Linked DNA regions of Homo sapiens: region 2 is linked to region 1. A link is a contact called in ENCODE POLR2A ChIA-PET data. All regions are on one chromosome and are shown on one strand. Each heading gives the region's core, a stretch centred on a gene start or an enhancer-like site at or near the end of the contact. The rest is flanking DNA. Distances are from core to core; before and after follow the strand shown. Region 1 holds the start of CDC20-DT (CDC20 divergent transcript). Region 2 overlaps SLC2A1-DT (SLC2A1 divergent transcript).

What was found. ChIA-PET counts read pairs that join two places held with the same protein, here RNA polymerase II (POLR2A).
Region 2: POLR2A ChIA-PET joins it to region 1 with 11 read pairs in A549. The contact joins the enhancer-like site here to the promoter of CDC20-DT in region 1. POLR2A ChIA-PET finds 5 or more read pairs at or near these places in 2 of 52 experiments (A549 and H1).

What each region holds. Positions count from the first base shown.
Region 1 is chr1:43,354,033-43,361,363 of GRCh38, forward strand. It overlaps CDC20-DT (CDC20 divergent transcript), which reads right to left and starts at 4,641. Exons shown (of 4, transcript NR_183650.1): 1 at 4,518-4,641; 2 at 4,010-4,076; 3 at 3,771-3,868; 4 at 652-974. It overlaps CDC20 (cell division cycle 20), which reads left to right and starts at 4,949. Exons shown (of 11, transcript NM_001255.3): 1 at 4,949-4,974; 2 at 5,135-5,364; 3 at 5,458-5,606; 4 at 5,693-5,789; 5 at 5,937-6,065; 6 at 6,161-6,357; 7 at 6,467-6,561; 8 at 6,701-6,929; 9 at 7,088-7,213. The coding sequence starts at 5,184. MPL (MPL proto-oncogene, thrombopoietin receptor) reads left to right here. Exons shown (of 12, transcript NM_005373.3): 12 at 1-434. RefSeq lists enhancers at 3,718-4,226, 4,338-4,397, 4,737-5,245 and silencers at 4,688-4,797, 4,988-5,137.
Region 2 is chr1:42,969,945-42,976,899 of GRCh38, forward strand. SLC2A1-DT (SLC2A1 divergent transcript) reads left to right here. Exons shown (of 4, transcript NR_033967.1): 2 at 305-450; 3 at 4,030-4,244. Among named protein-coding and RNA genes, the nearest start is that of SLC2A1-DT, 14 kb to the left of the region's middle. RefSeq lists enhancers at 1,022-1,523, 1,524-2,023, 3,137-3,637, 3,638-4,138. Within about 2 kb of position 3,512, at least 3 of the 41 ENCODE cell types and tissues checked have a DNase peak (open chromatin) inside an H3K27ac peak, as active enhancers do.

The sequences.
Region 1 (7,331 bases), core at 3,391-5,890:
GGATAATAACAGCACCCCATAGAGTTGTGACGAGGATTGAGATAATCTAAGTAAAGCACAGTCCCTAGGACATAGTAAATGATTCATATATCCGAACTACTGTTATAATTATTCCTTCTTACTCTCCTCTTCTAGCATTTCTTCCAATTATTACAGTCCTTCAAGATTCCATTTCTTAACAGTCTCCAATCCCATCTATTCTCTGCCTTTACTATATGTTGACCATTCCAAAGTTCTTATCTCTAGCTCAGACATCTACTACAGCACTGTGATGCTTTATGCAACTAACTGTTTACATATCTGTCCCCTGCTACTAGATTGTGAGCTCCTTGAGGGAAAGGAACATGATTTATTTGTCCTTTTCCCCCAGCACCTAGAGTAGTGCTTGGTGCATGATAGTAGGCCTTCAATAAATTTTTTCTAAATGAATGAAATCTTTCTGGACAAGGTTACCTTAATCCCATGCCAGCTGTCCTCATCCTCTAAACCGTTCATAGGCAGCAGTAAATGTGCTCAGACAGTTCTGATTATGGACTCTCCTAACACATTCTAATTCTCAAACAAATGGTTTTGTTGTCATTGTTTTTTCTGGCTCCAAATATACCCACTGTATCAGTCAGGGTCTTGGAAGAAATAGATGACACACTCAAATTGGGTAATATGATGACAGTGTAATAAACGGCAAACAGTATTTACAAAGATGAGGGCAAGATTTGGGAAAACCATCAAGGAACAGTGCAAGTGCCTCTGAGGCTAACAACAACAAGGTGCTGGCACTAGCCCTAGGCATCAAGGGGTAAGGGAGGGAGTGGTTCCCAGATCACCAGAGAGTAGCTGTAAGACAGGGCTGCCAGGAAGGAGTCATGGCCTTTCTTTGGTGGAGGGGTGCAGCCAACCTATGGGCAGGTGGCAATGAGAGATCCAGGGGGATAGACAGCTCAATTTCATGCTCTTCCCATTCCAGTCTTGAGTCCCTAGGAGTAAAGTCAGAGCCTTTCATGTGGCTGGGGAGGAATTATGGAGATTGGGTATACTGGATGTCATCCATTTGTCCCACCCAGACCTATTCTCCATCCTTCTCCATCTTGTCCTATGCTTAGCAAGGCTGATTCATATGGCTGGCATCCAAGCATTCTCCTGGGCTTTGGTTTCTGCTTGGGTTCCAACAGTAGGAGGATATTATGGATTGAATTCTATTCCTCTCCTCTCCCTCAAATTCACATGTTAAAGTCCTTTTTTTTTTTTTTTTGGCCGGGCCCGGTGGCACACACCTGAAATCCCAGCTACTTGGGAGGCTGAGGCACAAGAATGACTTGAAACCGGGAGGCAGAGGTTGCAGTGAGCCAAGACCACACCACAAAAAAAGATAAAAGTTTTTTTGTTTTTTTTTTTTTTTTTGAGACAGGGTCTTCACTCTGTCGCCCAGGCTGGAATGCAGTGGTGTGGTCACGGCTCACTGCAGCCTCAAACTCCTGGTCTCAAGCGATCCTCCCACCTCAGCCTCCCAAGTAGCTGGGACTACTGGAATTACAGGTGTGCACCACTAGCTTGGCTAATGTTTTCTGTATTATTATTATTTTTTTTTGAGATGGAATCTTGCTCTGTCGCCCAGGCTGGAGTGCAGTGGCGCGATCTCGGCCTACTGCAAGCTCCACCTCCCGAGTTCACGCCATTCTCCTGCCTCAGCCTCCCGAGTAGCTGAGACTACAGGCGCCCGCCACCATGCCCGGCGAATTTTTTTTATATTTTTCGCAGGACAGGGTTTCACCGCGTTAGCCAGGATGGTCTCGATCTCCTGACCTAGTGATCCGCCCGCCTCAGCCTCCCAAAGTGCTGGGATTACAGGTGTGAGCCACCGCGCAGGCCTGTTTTCTGTATTTTTTTTAGAGACAAGGTGATACTATGTTGCCCAGACTGGTCCCAAACTCATGAGCTCAAGCAATCCTCTGGCCTTGGCCTTCCAAAGTGCTGGGATTACAAGTGTAAGCCACCACACCCAGCCAGATGTTGAAGTCTTAACTCCCAGTACTTCAAATACGACCTTATTAGGAAATAGGGTCATTGCAGATATAATTAGTTAAGATGAGGTCAGGGCCCTAGTTCAATATGATTGGTATTCTTATAAAAAGAGAAAATTGGACACACATACACACAGAAAGAAAGCCAAGTGAAGATGAAGGCAGAGAACAGGGCGATTCTTCTATAAGCCAAGGAATGACAAAGATTGCCGGCAAACCACCACCAGAAGCCAGGAGAGAGGCATGGAACAGATTCTTCCTCACGGTTCTCACACAACTCTCATGACACCTTGATCTGGAACTTCTAACCTCCAGAATTGTGAGACAACCAATTTCTGTCATTTAAGCCAGTTTGTGGTACTTTGTTACAGTAACTCTAGCAAACGAATATAGAGGATATCAGGGGATGGGCTACACAAGTCACCTATACTTGCCGGCTTCCCGTTCTCCCTATTTCATTCTTTCCGCAACTCCTCCAAAATGGATCTCAAGCACCCACTTTCCTGATCCTGCTCTCTCCAAAGTCATCGGTAATTTGATTTTCAATGGCCAAATCTGACCCTTTCTGTCATCATTCCACTTGACTACATATATTAGGGTATCTCCCACTTCAAGATCCATGTCTGGATAATTTCCATTGCCTTCCTTCATTCATTTATTATTATTATTATTTTGAGACAAAGTCTCCCTCTGTCACCCAGGCTAGAGTGCAGTGGCGCGACCTCGCTCACTACAACCTGCGCCTCCCAGGTTCAAGCGATTCCCCTGCCTCAGCCTCCCAGGTAGCTGGGATTACAGGTGTGCACCACCACACCTGGCTAATTTTGTACTTCTAGTAGAGACAGGGTTTCGCCACATTGGCCCGACTAGTCTTGAACTACTGACTTCAAGTGATCTGCCCGCCTTGGCCTCCCAAAGTGCTGGGATTACAGGAGTGAACCATGACAACCTGCCCAAATCCTTTATTTTTAAATGTACAAATTCCCTGAGGCTATACCCTTTATCCTTCTCTATAGCTACCACCAGAAGTTGCAAATTATTGCCATATCCCCCCCCTCAGATGTTTTATTTGGTCCTTCCCTACACAGAAACCCCACAGGTACCACAATGCCTAGCAGATGAAGTCCAAAGTCTTTAGCTTAACATTTAAGACCCTGACCAACTTGACATGAGACAACCTTTTCTATGTTTTCTGGGAATTCCCCACCTCTAACCTAAGCATATCCAATTCCTTATTTTCCAAGGTAATTGGAAATAGAGAATGCAAAGGCTTCAAGTCAAAGATAATAACATTATCTGTAAGCATCGGAGTGGACTTTAAGCTAATGACTGAAAATGATTTTTCCAGCCTCTTTCTGGGACAGTATAGCGTATTGTTTAGATTGCAGGGATTAGTCAGATAGTTTGAATCCTGGGCTCCCCTACTTATTATTGGCTGCATGCCTTTGGGCAAGTTTCTAATCTTTCTGACCCAGTTTCTTTTTTCTGTAAAGGGAAGATGGGGTATCTATCTGCCTTATGGGATTAAGGATTGAACTCGATAATGTATGTAAACTTTTTTTTTTTTTTTCAGACAGAGTATCGCTCTGTTGCCCAGGCTGGAGTGCAGTGGCTCGATCTCGGCTCACTGCAAGCTCCGCCTCCCGGGTTCACGCCATTCTCCTGCCTCAGCCTCTCGAGTAGCTGGAACTACAGGCGCCCGCCACCAAGCCCGGCTAATTTTTTGTATTTTTAGTAAAGACGGGGTTTCACCGTGTTAGCCAGGATGGTCTCGATCTTCTGACTTCGTGATCTGCCCGCCTCGGCCTCCCAAAGTGCTGGGATTACAAGCGTGAGCCACCGCGCATGGCCTGTAAATTGTTTTAACACAGTAGTTAGATGGTCCATAAATGGTACCATTATTACTTTTATGATTGCTGCTCCACCTCTGAGCACATTCATACAATTCACTCAAGTCATTATTAGAGCACTAGATTGAGTGCGAGTCAGACCTGGATTCCCACAAACTTCTTTGTATGACCTCGGGCACATCCCTTCCCTGGGCCTCCGTTTCTCCATCTGTAAAATATGGATTTGTTGTCGGGGTGGGGAGGCTGCACCACGCACAGGTTAGACTAATGGATCTCTAAGGTCCTCACATCTTTAAAGCCCCAAGGGGATAAGCCACAGTGCCTCCTGTAGGGCAGTCTAAGCTTATCTTCCAGATAGGCAGGTTTGAATACCGATCCTTTTTCTTGACCTTAAGGAATTCATTCACCCTTTTCAACCTCATTTTCCCTGTTTGTAAAACAACAGCAAACGAGACAAACACACGTTACTTCCTTTCTAGCAGGGTTCCTACCCGGCGCCAAGCAAAAGTGGAATGTACCCTAAGTAGCTCTGGCCTTCTTCCTGCTCCCAAGCTTCCCAATTCCGTCCCCTGCCCCGCTGCCGCCCGCGGCTCTCCTTCCCCTTCTAGGAACGGCTCAAGCGCCTTGGGCACTCCATCGGGTTCTGCACCGAGTTCTGCATCATAAATACGACTCTCGTGTAGGATTTAAGTGTGAACTTCTGCAGGTTCTCGGACCCTGAAGCACCCGGGGCCAGACATTCCGAGCTCGCGGCGGTGGAAGGCACGCAAAAGGGCGAACCGAGACGACTCCAGGACGCTGAGGCAGCGCAGGCCCCACCCGGCCCCGCCCTGCCCCGCCCTGTCCCGGCCGGCTTTCCAGTACTAGTCCTCTGGCGCCGGCTCCCAGCCCCTCTCGTACCCTTCAAATCGCGCTCCGCCGCTAGACTCTCGTGATAGCTGAGACTTTCCCCGGAAGGCCCGCCCCCTTCGCCGGAGAGGCCAATGGGCTAGGGCAACGGTTGCGACGGTTGGATTTTGAAGGAGCCAATAGGCGCTCGGAGCGGAGAGTTTAAGAGGCGTAAGCCAGGCGTGTTAAAGCCGGTCGGAACTGCTCCGGAGGGCACGGTGAGAGGTGGTGGGGCTGAGCCGAGGTGGGGCCGTGGCCAGGGGGAGGGGGTGCTAGGCCGGAAGGGGCTGCAGCCGAGGGTGGCCCTGATTTTGTGGCCGGCCAGGAGCGAAGGGGTCCCTTTCTGTCCCCTGAGCACCGTCGCCTCCTTTCCTCCAGGGCTCCGTAGGCACCAACTGCAAGGACCCCTCCCCCTGCGGGCGCTCCCATGGCACAGTTCGCGTTCGAGAGTGACCTGCACTCGCTGCTTCAGCTGGATGCACCCATCCCCAATGCACCCCCTGCGCGCTGGCAGCGCAAAGCCAAGGAAGCCGCAGGCCCGGCCCCCTCACCCATGCGGGCCGCCAACCGATCCCACAGCGCCGGCAGGACTCCGGGCCGAACTCCTGGTCAGTGAGGTGCCAAAGGAACTGAGTGAGAGCAGCCTTCATACTTTCTCCCTGGGGAGCCTGGTCAGACTGTCTTCTCTTTCTCCGCCCCAGGCAAATCCAGTTCCAAGGTTCAGACCACTCCTAGCAAACCTGGCGGTGACCGCTATATCCCCCATCGCAGTGCTGCCCAGATGGAGGTGGCCAGCTTCCTCCTGAGCAAGGAGAACCAGCCTGAAAACAGCCAGACGCCCACCAAGAAGGTATGTGTCCCAGAGGGGCTTAAGGCACGGGACCTGACTGTTCTTTGGATAATACCATCTTGCTCCTTCACTACCCTTTATGCCAGGAACATCAGAAAGCCTGGGCTTTGAACCTGAACGGTTTTGATGTAGAGGAAGCCAAGATCCTTCGGCTCAGTGGAAAACCACAAAATGCGCCAGAGGGTAAGACCCGAAGTTCCTGGTTCCTGGAGGGAGGTGTCAGTTCATCTCCAGGGCTGAGCACAGATATCTGTCTCCTCTTCCTATCTAAGATTGAGGGCAAGGGAGGTGTTGATTTTCCCAGCGTCTAGACTCACTCCGTTGCCACAGGTTATCAGAACAGACTGAAAGTACTCTACAGCCAAAAGGCCACTCCTGGCTCCAGCCGGAAGACCTGCCGTTACATTCCTTCCCTGCCAGACCGTATCCTGGATGCGCCTGAAATCCGAAATGACTATTGTAAGTGCATCCTTATCCTCGCCTCATGCATGGAGAAAGAGGGCCTGGGACCACACAAACAAGGAAGCTCATGCTCTTCTCTCCACCTCTGACAGACCTGAACCTTGTGGATTGGAGTTCTGGGAATGTACTGGCCGTGGCACTGGACAACAGTGTGTACCTGTGGAGTGCAAGCTCTGGTGACATCCTGCAGCTTTTGCAAATGGAGCAGCCTGGGGAATATATATCCTCTGTGGCCTGGATCAAAGAGGGCAACTACTTGGCTGTGGGCACCAGCAGTGCTGAGGTGCAGGTGAGACGTGTCCAGTGCTGTCATTCTCACCAGTCCCAATGGGCTTGCACAGCTGGAGGATATTAATGCCAAGTCCCAATCTCTGATCCTAGTGGGCTTCTCTCTCTAGCTATGGGATGTGCAGCAGCAGAAACGGCTTCGAAATATGACCAGTCACTCTGCCCGAGTGGGCTCCCTAAGCTGGAACAGCTATATCCTGTCCAGGTCAGTGGTTTTTGTTGGTCTATGGTAGTCTGATATTTGCCCACCCTCCCCTTGACTGTACACCCCTGAACTGAACCAGCTCTGGCTTGCTTGCATTTGGTGCTGCCACAGAACCTGATTCCCTTCTTTCCTCCTCCAGTGGTTCACGTTCTGGCCACATCCACCACCATGATGTTCGGGTAGCAGAACACCATGTGGCCACACTGAGTGGCCACAGCCAGGAAGTGTGTGGGCTGCGCTGGGCCCCAGATGGACGACATTTGGCCAGTGGTGGTAATGATAACTTGGTCAATGTGTGGCCTAGTGCTCCTGGAGAGGGTGGCTGGGTTCCTCTGCAGACATTCACCCAGCATCAAGGGGCTGTCAAGGTGAGTAGGGTTGGGCTGAAGCCTCTGCAGACCCTCACCTATAATCTGGGGACTGTTAAGGGGAGAAGGGATGGTAGGATTGGACTGGGTTAATCTGTGACCCCTAGAGCTCCTTGTCTGGCTCTAGTACCTGCTGACCCCACCTTTATTCCATCTAGGCCGTAGCATGGTGTCCCTGGCAGTCCAATGTCCTGGCAACAGGAGGGGGCACCAGTGATCGACACATTCGCATCTGGAATGTGTGCTCTGGGGCCTGTCTGAGTGCCGTGGATGCCCATTCCCAGGTAATCTTTTGCCTGTTCCTGCCTCTCCCACATGCATTCTTACCGGGCAACTACATTCACTCCAATGGCTTCACCAACTCTATGCCCTGGTGATTCCCAAACTTCTAACTCAGCTCTC
Region 2 (6,955 bases), core at 2,262-4,761, 390 kb before region 1:
TGAGGCAGGAGAATCGCTTGAAGCCGGGAGGGAGGGTTTGCCGTGAGCTGAGATCGCACCACTGCACTCCAGCTTGGGCAATAGAGTGAGACTCCTTCTCTAAATAAATAAATAAATAAATAATTTTTTAAAAATCTTTAAAATATATTTTAAAATAAAAAAGATAAAGGATACAGAGATGTCTCATAAACCAGGCACAGGGATGCAACAAGACGCTGACGAAGATCTGGATTCAGTGAGTAGGCTGCCACTAGGATGCTCTACCTTTCTCATCTGTGTTATTTCTCTGTTTCAACACAAACAGGCCTGTTCTGCCCCACACAGCAGAAAATGCCCACGATGCAATACCAGAGTCTGCATGGGACCATTTCAACAACCCTTAGAAGCTGACTCAGCTGTCTCCTGGCCCTGACTTTTCTAAGATGAGAGGAGCTGGTAGGAACAATTTGGGTGAGATGTTTGTCCTGAGTCCATTTGGTTATGGTCAGGTGATACGGTCACAGAGCACAAACAAGGCTGGCAGAGCCCCACTCTGTGTGAGGATGGGGTGGAGGAAGCATGTGTTCCTCCTGATGTTGTCACACAGGCACACATGCATTCATTAAAAATGTTTTTGGGCCAGGCGCAGTGGCTCACGCCTGTAATCCCAGCACTTTGGGAGGCTGAGGTGGGTGGATCACCTGAGGTCGGGAGTTTGAGACCAGCCTGACCAATATGGAGAAACCCCGTCTCTACTAAAAATACAAAATTAGCCGGGCGTGGTGGCACATGCCTGTAATCCCAGCTACTCGGGAGGCTGAGGCAGGCGAGTTGCTTGAACCCAGGAGGTGGAGGGTGCAGTGAGCCGAGATTATGCCATTGCACTCCAGCCTGGGCAACAAGAGCAAAACTGCATCTTAAAAAATATATAGTAATAGTAATAATAAAACAGTTCCTACCTCCCAGGGATACAGTGTGTGTTAACTAAGACATTTATTCACTTATTCCATAAATACTTATTAAGTACCTAGTACGTGATGGTATTTGTGGAAGCTGCACAATGACTGGCCAGTGGTGGAGGCTCAGTAAGTTGGAGTCACTTAAAGCTCTGCCTTCCAGGTGTGCACAACTAAGTTGATGCTCCACACAGGTGCTTCTGCTCTTGTGGTCTGTGTGCATTCTGAAAATCTAGGAATGCAAACAAGGTGCCACAGCTATCTATTGCTGTAGATTATCCATGTCAGGCCGGGTGGGGTGGCTCATGCTTGTAATCCCAGCACTTTGGGAGGTCGAGGCGGGTGGATCACCTGAGGCCAGGAGTTCAAGACCAGCCTGGCCAACATAGCGAAACCCTGTCTCTACTAAAAATACAAAAAGGGGCCCCGCTCAGTGGCTTACGCTTGTAATCCCAGCACTGTGGGAGGCCAAGGTGGGCATATCACGAGGTCAAGAGATCAAGACCATCCTGGCCAATGTGGTAAAACCCCGTCCCTACTAAAAATACAAAAATTTAGCTGGGTGTTGTGGTGCGCACCTGTAATTCCGGCTACTCGGGAGGCTGAGGCAGGAGAATCGCTTGAACCCAGGAGGCGGAGGTTGCAGTGAGCCGAGATCGCGCCACTGCACTCCAGCCTGGTGACAGAGCCCCTACTCACCCCCACAAAAAAAAAAAAAAACAAATGAGCTGGGTGTGATGGCACATACCTGTAATCGCAGCTATGTGGGAGGCTGATGCACAAGAATTGTTTGAACCCAGGAGGTAGAAGTTGCAGTGAGCCAAGATCGTGCCACTGCACTCCAGCCTGGGTGACAGAGTGAGACTCTATCTCAAAAAAAAAAAAAAAAAAAAGAAAGAAAAAAGAAAAAAAGAGTAACCATCTCAAAACTTAGTGGATTTAAACAGCAACAGCTTATTATTTCTCATGATTTTGTGGACTGACTGGGCAGTTCTGCCCCACATGATGGCAGCTGGGGTGACTCATGCGGCAGCATTCAGCTGGACACATGGCTGGGCCATTCTCTCCATATGGTGTTGCATCCTCCTCTGTCTCCTGAAGGATAGCTTGGACTTCCTTATAGCGTGGTGGCTGGGTTCCAATGGGGAGCGTTCCAAGGGGACAATCCTCATGTGGAAAAGCTTATCAAGCCTAGTTATATCAATGCAAATCATTCTGGATTTAAGTTGCTTTGTCTCTTGATTGCTCATGAACATTCCTATGTGAGTAAATATTCTTCCCAATGTGATTTTTTTCTTGTTGTTAAAGACAGGCTCTGGTTTTATCGCCCAGGCTGGAGTGCAGTGACATAATCATAGTATAAGCATAGCTCACTGCAGCCTTGAACTCCAGGGCTCAAACAATCCTTCTGCCTCAGCCTCCCATGTAGCTGGGACTACAGGTGCGCACTACCATGCCTAGCTAATCTTTTTTTTTTTTTTTTTAAAGAGATAGAGTCTCGTTGTATTGCCTAGGCTGGTCTCCAACTCCTGGGCTCAAGTGATCCTTTCACCTCAGCCTCCCTAGTACCTGGGACCACAGCCATGTGCCAATACACTAATTTAAAAAAATTTTTTTTGAGAGATGGGAGTCTTGCTGTGTTGCCCAGGCTGGTCTCAAACTCCTGGCCTGAAGTGATCCACCTTCCTCAGCCTCCCAAAGTCCTAGGATTACAGGTGTGAGCCACTGCACTCTGCCCCCAACATGATTTTTTTTTTTTTTTTGAGACTGAGTTTCACTGTTGTTGCCCAGGCTGGAGTGCAATGGTGTGATCTTGGCTCACCGAAACCTCTGCCTTCTGGATTCCAGCGATTCTCCTGCCTCAGCCTCCCAAGTAGCTGGGATTACAGGCATGCGCCACCACACCCGGCTAATTTTGTATTTTTAATAGAGATGGGGTTTCTGCATGTTGGTCAAGGTAGTCTCGAACTCTGGACCTCAGGTGATCTGCCCGCCTTGGCCTCCCAAAGTGCTGGGATTACAGGTGTGAGCCACGGTGCGCAGCCCCAACATGATTTTGAATGGCTGACTGATAGACCATCATTGATTGAACCAATCTCCTCTTGATGAGTAATTAGGCAGTTTTCATTTGGAGGCAGTTATAAACAACTCTATGAAGGACAGCTTTGTGCCAAGAACTCAGTACATATCGTTGTAGTAGAAGGATTACAGGGCCAAAGGACAGGTGAATTTTTAAAGCTTTGCCAAATTTCCCTTCAGAAAAAATGGTACATTTTGCACTTTTATCGGCTGTAAAGAGACCTGCTCTTTCGAAGTCTTCTGGTCAATACTGGGTGTGGTTTGTCTTTTCAGTCTTTGTCAATCGAAAAATGGTGTTTTATCATTGTCTTCAAAAGAGAGAAGATTAGAAGTAAGTTACCCAGAGCCAGATGCTTAAGAAGAGTTCTCGTCTTTTACTCTGAGGTAGCCCGAATAAATCAGCAGGGTCGAGGCCGGGGCAATGCAAAGTGTCTCTCTGCACAATGTCAGGCTATTAAATGCACAGTGTCCCTCTGCCCGCTGACTCAGGCTGTAAAATTGGAGCATGGTGCTGACAACAGTGCTCATGGCTGTGGGGATGAGGTCACTGTGTCCTCACTGTGCGGTCGACTGGGACAAGCCCATGGCTTTCCTGTCCCATGTCTGTGGGCCTTCCGGCAGACACAGGGCTCGTGGCCTCACCCTCCACGCCCGTGTTGGCTTTCACCTTGTTCCCTCTGACCCAGTCTGGAGGACCTGGTGCTGCATCTGGGCCAAGCTGGCTGTAACTAATAAGAGTTGTAACAAGGGACATCTAAAACAGGACCCTGAGATTGGTCTTTGTTTTTGAGCAGCCAAAGCCATACCTCATAGTGTCAGAAGTTTTAAAACTGGGGGATCCTTCTTGTGTGGAAGCAGAGCTCCTGGACTCAGAGCCGACCCTGCTTCTTCCTAGCTGTGGAGCAAGTAGGGGAGCTTTTCCAAACCTCAATTTCTTCATCTAGAGAATGAGGGTAATGGTGATTTAAGGACTATTATCTTCTTCCTCTGTGCCTGATACTTGTGATTCTCACAGGAACCCTCAAAGGCTGAGAGTATCCCACCCACTTCACAGATGAAGCAAACTGAGGCCCAGAGAAGGGAAATTACTTGCCCAAGATCACCCAGCAAGTAAGAAACAGAGCTGGAGATGAGCTCAGGCCAGCACGGAACCACGCAAACTCCTTCTGTAGGCTTTGTAAAGGATTGATGAGAAAAGCAGATGGTTAAGAGCTCTACAACTTCTGTGAGGTAAAGAATATCTGCAGGGCTGGACGTGGCGGCTCTTGCCTGTAATCTTAGCACTTTGGGAGGCCAAAGTGGGTGGATTGCTTGAGTCTATGAGTTCAAGACCAGCCTGGGCAACATGGTAAAACTCTGTCTCTCTAAAAAAAAAAAAAAAAAAAAATTAGCTGAGTGTGGTGTTGTGTGCTTGTAGTCCCAGCTACTTTGGAGGCTGAAGCGGAAGGATCCCTTGGCCCAGGAGGCAGAGGTTGCAGTGAGCTGAGATTGTGCCACTGCACTTCAGCTTGGGTGACAGAGCCAGACCTTATTTAAAAAAAAAAAAAGGATATCTGTGATTACAAGATTACCATGCAATTTTGAAAGCCTGCTGTTGCCCAGCTGGACAGCTAGAGTTATTCTCAGTGGTGGGATGGCTGAACTGGGGGCCCACTGTGGAGAGCTGGTTTCCCACTGGAGTTCTCTGAAAAGGTGCCTGATTTCACAGCTCTGATTCTACAGAAGGAGGCCGGACCCTTCACGTAATTGCTACCCTTTATTTATGGAGCTATTCCTCTGTCGGGATGCCCTTTATATGTGTACAGTCTGTGCTGCAGTCGATTCTTATAGTGATTCTATGCAGAAGTTACTTTAGAGGAGGCTGCTGGGGCGCAGGGTGGGTAGGTACCTTGTCAGCATGGTGGGGCTGGGTCTCCAGCTGGTTGGGACCCCACCCTCCTATCATGGCCCAGGAGTGAGGCATTCAGGGCTGGACCACCAGCATTTGTGAAGCTTTTGCCCCATTATCCCATCAGAACATCTTCTTGGCCCTGGCAGGCAGCCAGGGCAGGGCCATTCTCCACCTTACTGACAAAGAAGCCCAGGGAGGGGAAGAGGGTGCTCCCCCAACACCTCCATTGCCTCTGCCTGCTTAGTCCAGAATGCAGGATAGAGAAATAATGGGAAAAGCTCCCAAGTGTTGCTGGATCTCTGCCTGCCAGGGAAGCTGTGACCCCAGTAAGGGCAGGGTGTTCCTTCCAGGGAACTCGAGGTGGGGCAGGATGGGTAGGGAGTGAGATCAGAGGGAAGGCCATGTTGGGAAGATGGGAAGGCAAGTCTCTGGGGGTTTGTGGGATAGAGGAAGGGAACATCATAGAACAGGCCAGGAATAGGAGCTTGACCTGGAGATTACTTTGCAGCAGGTTTAAACAGGGGCCATGTGAGAGTGTGGAGCCCTGGGGTCAGAGGTTACTGGATGCAAATTATGACTCTGCCACTTATGGGAATGGTGAGTTAGGACAAATGATTTCCCTGGGCCTCAGGGTCTTCATGTATAAAAGGGCTGAAGCTCAGTGGGTAACTGGAGCACTGCCTGGGTTAGATCCTGGCTCCACCCCTTTCCAGTGTGACCTAGGGTGAATGAGTTCACCTCTCTGGGCATCAGTGTCCTTGTCTCTAAGATGGACTTGATAATAATGAAAGCTACCCCTCACAGGGCTGTGGTGAGGATGAAGGGGTCTGGCAGCACATGTAGAATTCTTAGAGCAGGCTTTTTTCCTGCAGAGTCTTTGTTGCTATCATCATCATCATCATCATCCTCATCCTCATCATCATCTACCTCCAGGGATTCTTGGGGGGCTTAAACAAGGCAGGTTGTACAAATTATCTGGCACAGACGTCATTAAATAATAACAGGGCAGAGTGACGGGTGCTGTGATACAGGGAAGAGCTGGGAGAGACACAGGAAAGAGAAAAGACTTCTGTCTGGCTGGGTGGAAGAAGGGTGTGGAAGGTATGGAAGCCAAGGGAAAACTTCCCCTTTGCCCTCTGAAGGTTCACTGAAAAGTCAACTGACAAAAGGCAGATGAATAGCAGAAATGGCATGCAAATTTATTAATGCGCACACAGGGAGAACCACAGAGTGATTGATTACTCCCCACTCTGCAATGGGGTGCAGAAGCTTATATGCCATCTTGAGGTTACAGAAAGAATGGGGGCTTGGGGCCTGAGCGCAGTGGCTCATGCCTGTATTCCCACCACTTTGGGAGGCCAAGGTGGGTGGATCACCTGAGGTCAGGAGTTTGAGACCACCCTGACCAACATGAAACCCCGTCTCTACTAAAAATACAAAAAATTAGCTGGGTGTTGTGGTGCGCACCTGTAATTCCAGCTACTCGGGAGGCTGAGGCAGGAGAATCACTTGAACCAGGGATGCTGAGGTTGCACGAGCTGAGATCGCACCGCTGCCCTCCAGCCTGGGCAACAAGAGCAAAAAAAAAAAAAAAAAAAAAAAAAAAGAAAGAAAGAAATGAGGGAGGGAGGGAGGAAGGAAGGAAAGAAAGGGAGGCTTGGATCCTGGCAAAACAGTTTATGAGATGGGGAGAAGAGGAGGCCTCCCTAGCAAAGGTGGTCTTGTTATGTAGATGAAAGCTCACAGATAGCAGCTGTCAGAGAGAGTAGACCTTTGAAGGTACCAGACTCTCATCAGTTAGTCTGTCCTAGATCTGACAAGGGAAGGTCCGCAGAGGAAGCCTGCCTGCATCAATGCAGATGTCCCTATAGATGCAGGTCTCCCCTACAAAAGACAGCTTTGCAGGCCTACTTCTGTTCCCAGGCTCTCTGAACAGCCATCTCAAAATATGTCAAAGAAGTATATTTTGGGGTGAAATATTTTTATTTGCTGCAAAGCCTCGCTCAAAGGACATGTAGAAGTTCCCTGTGTAGATGAGGGGAAGACAGAA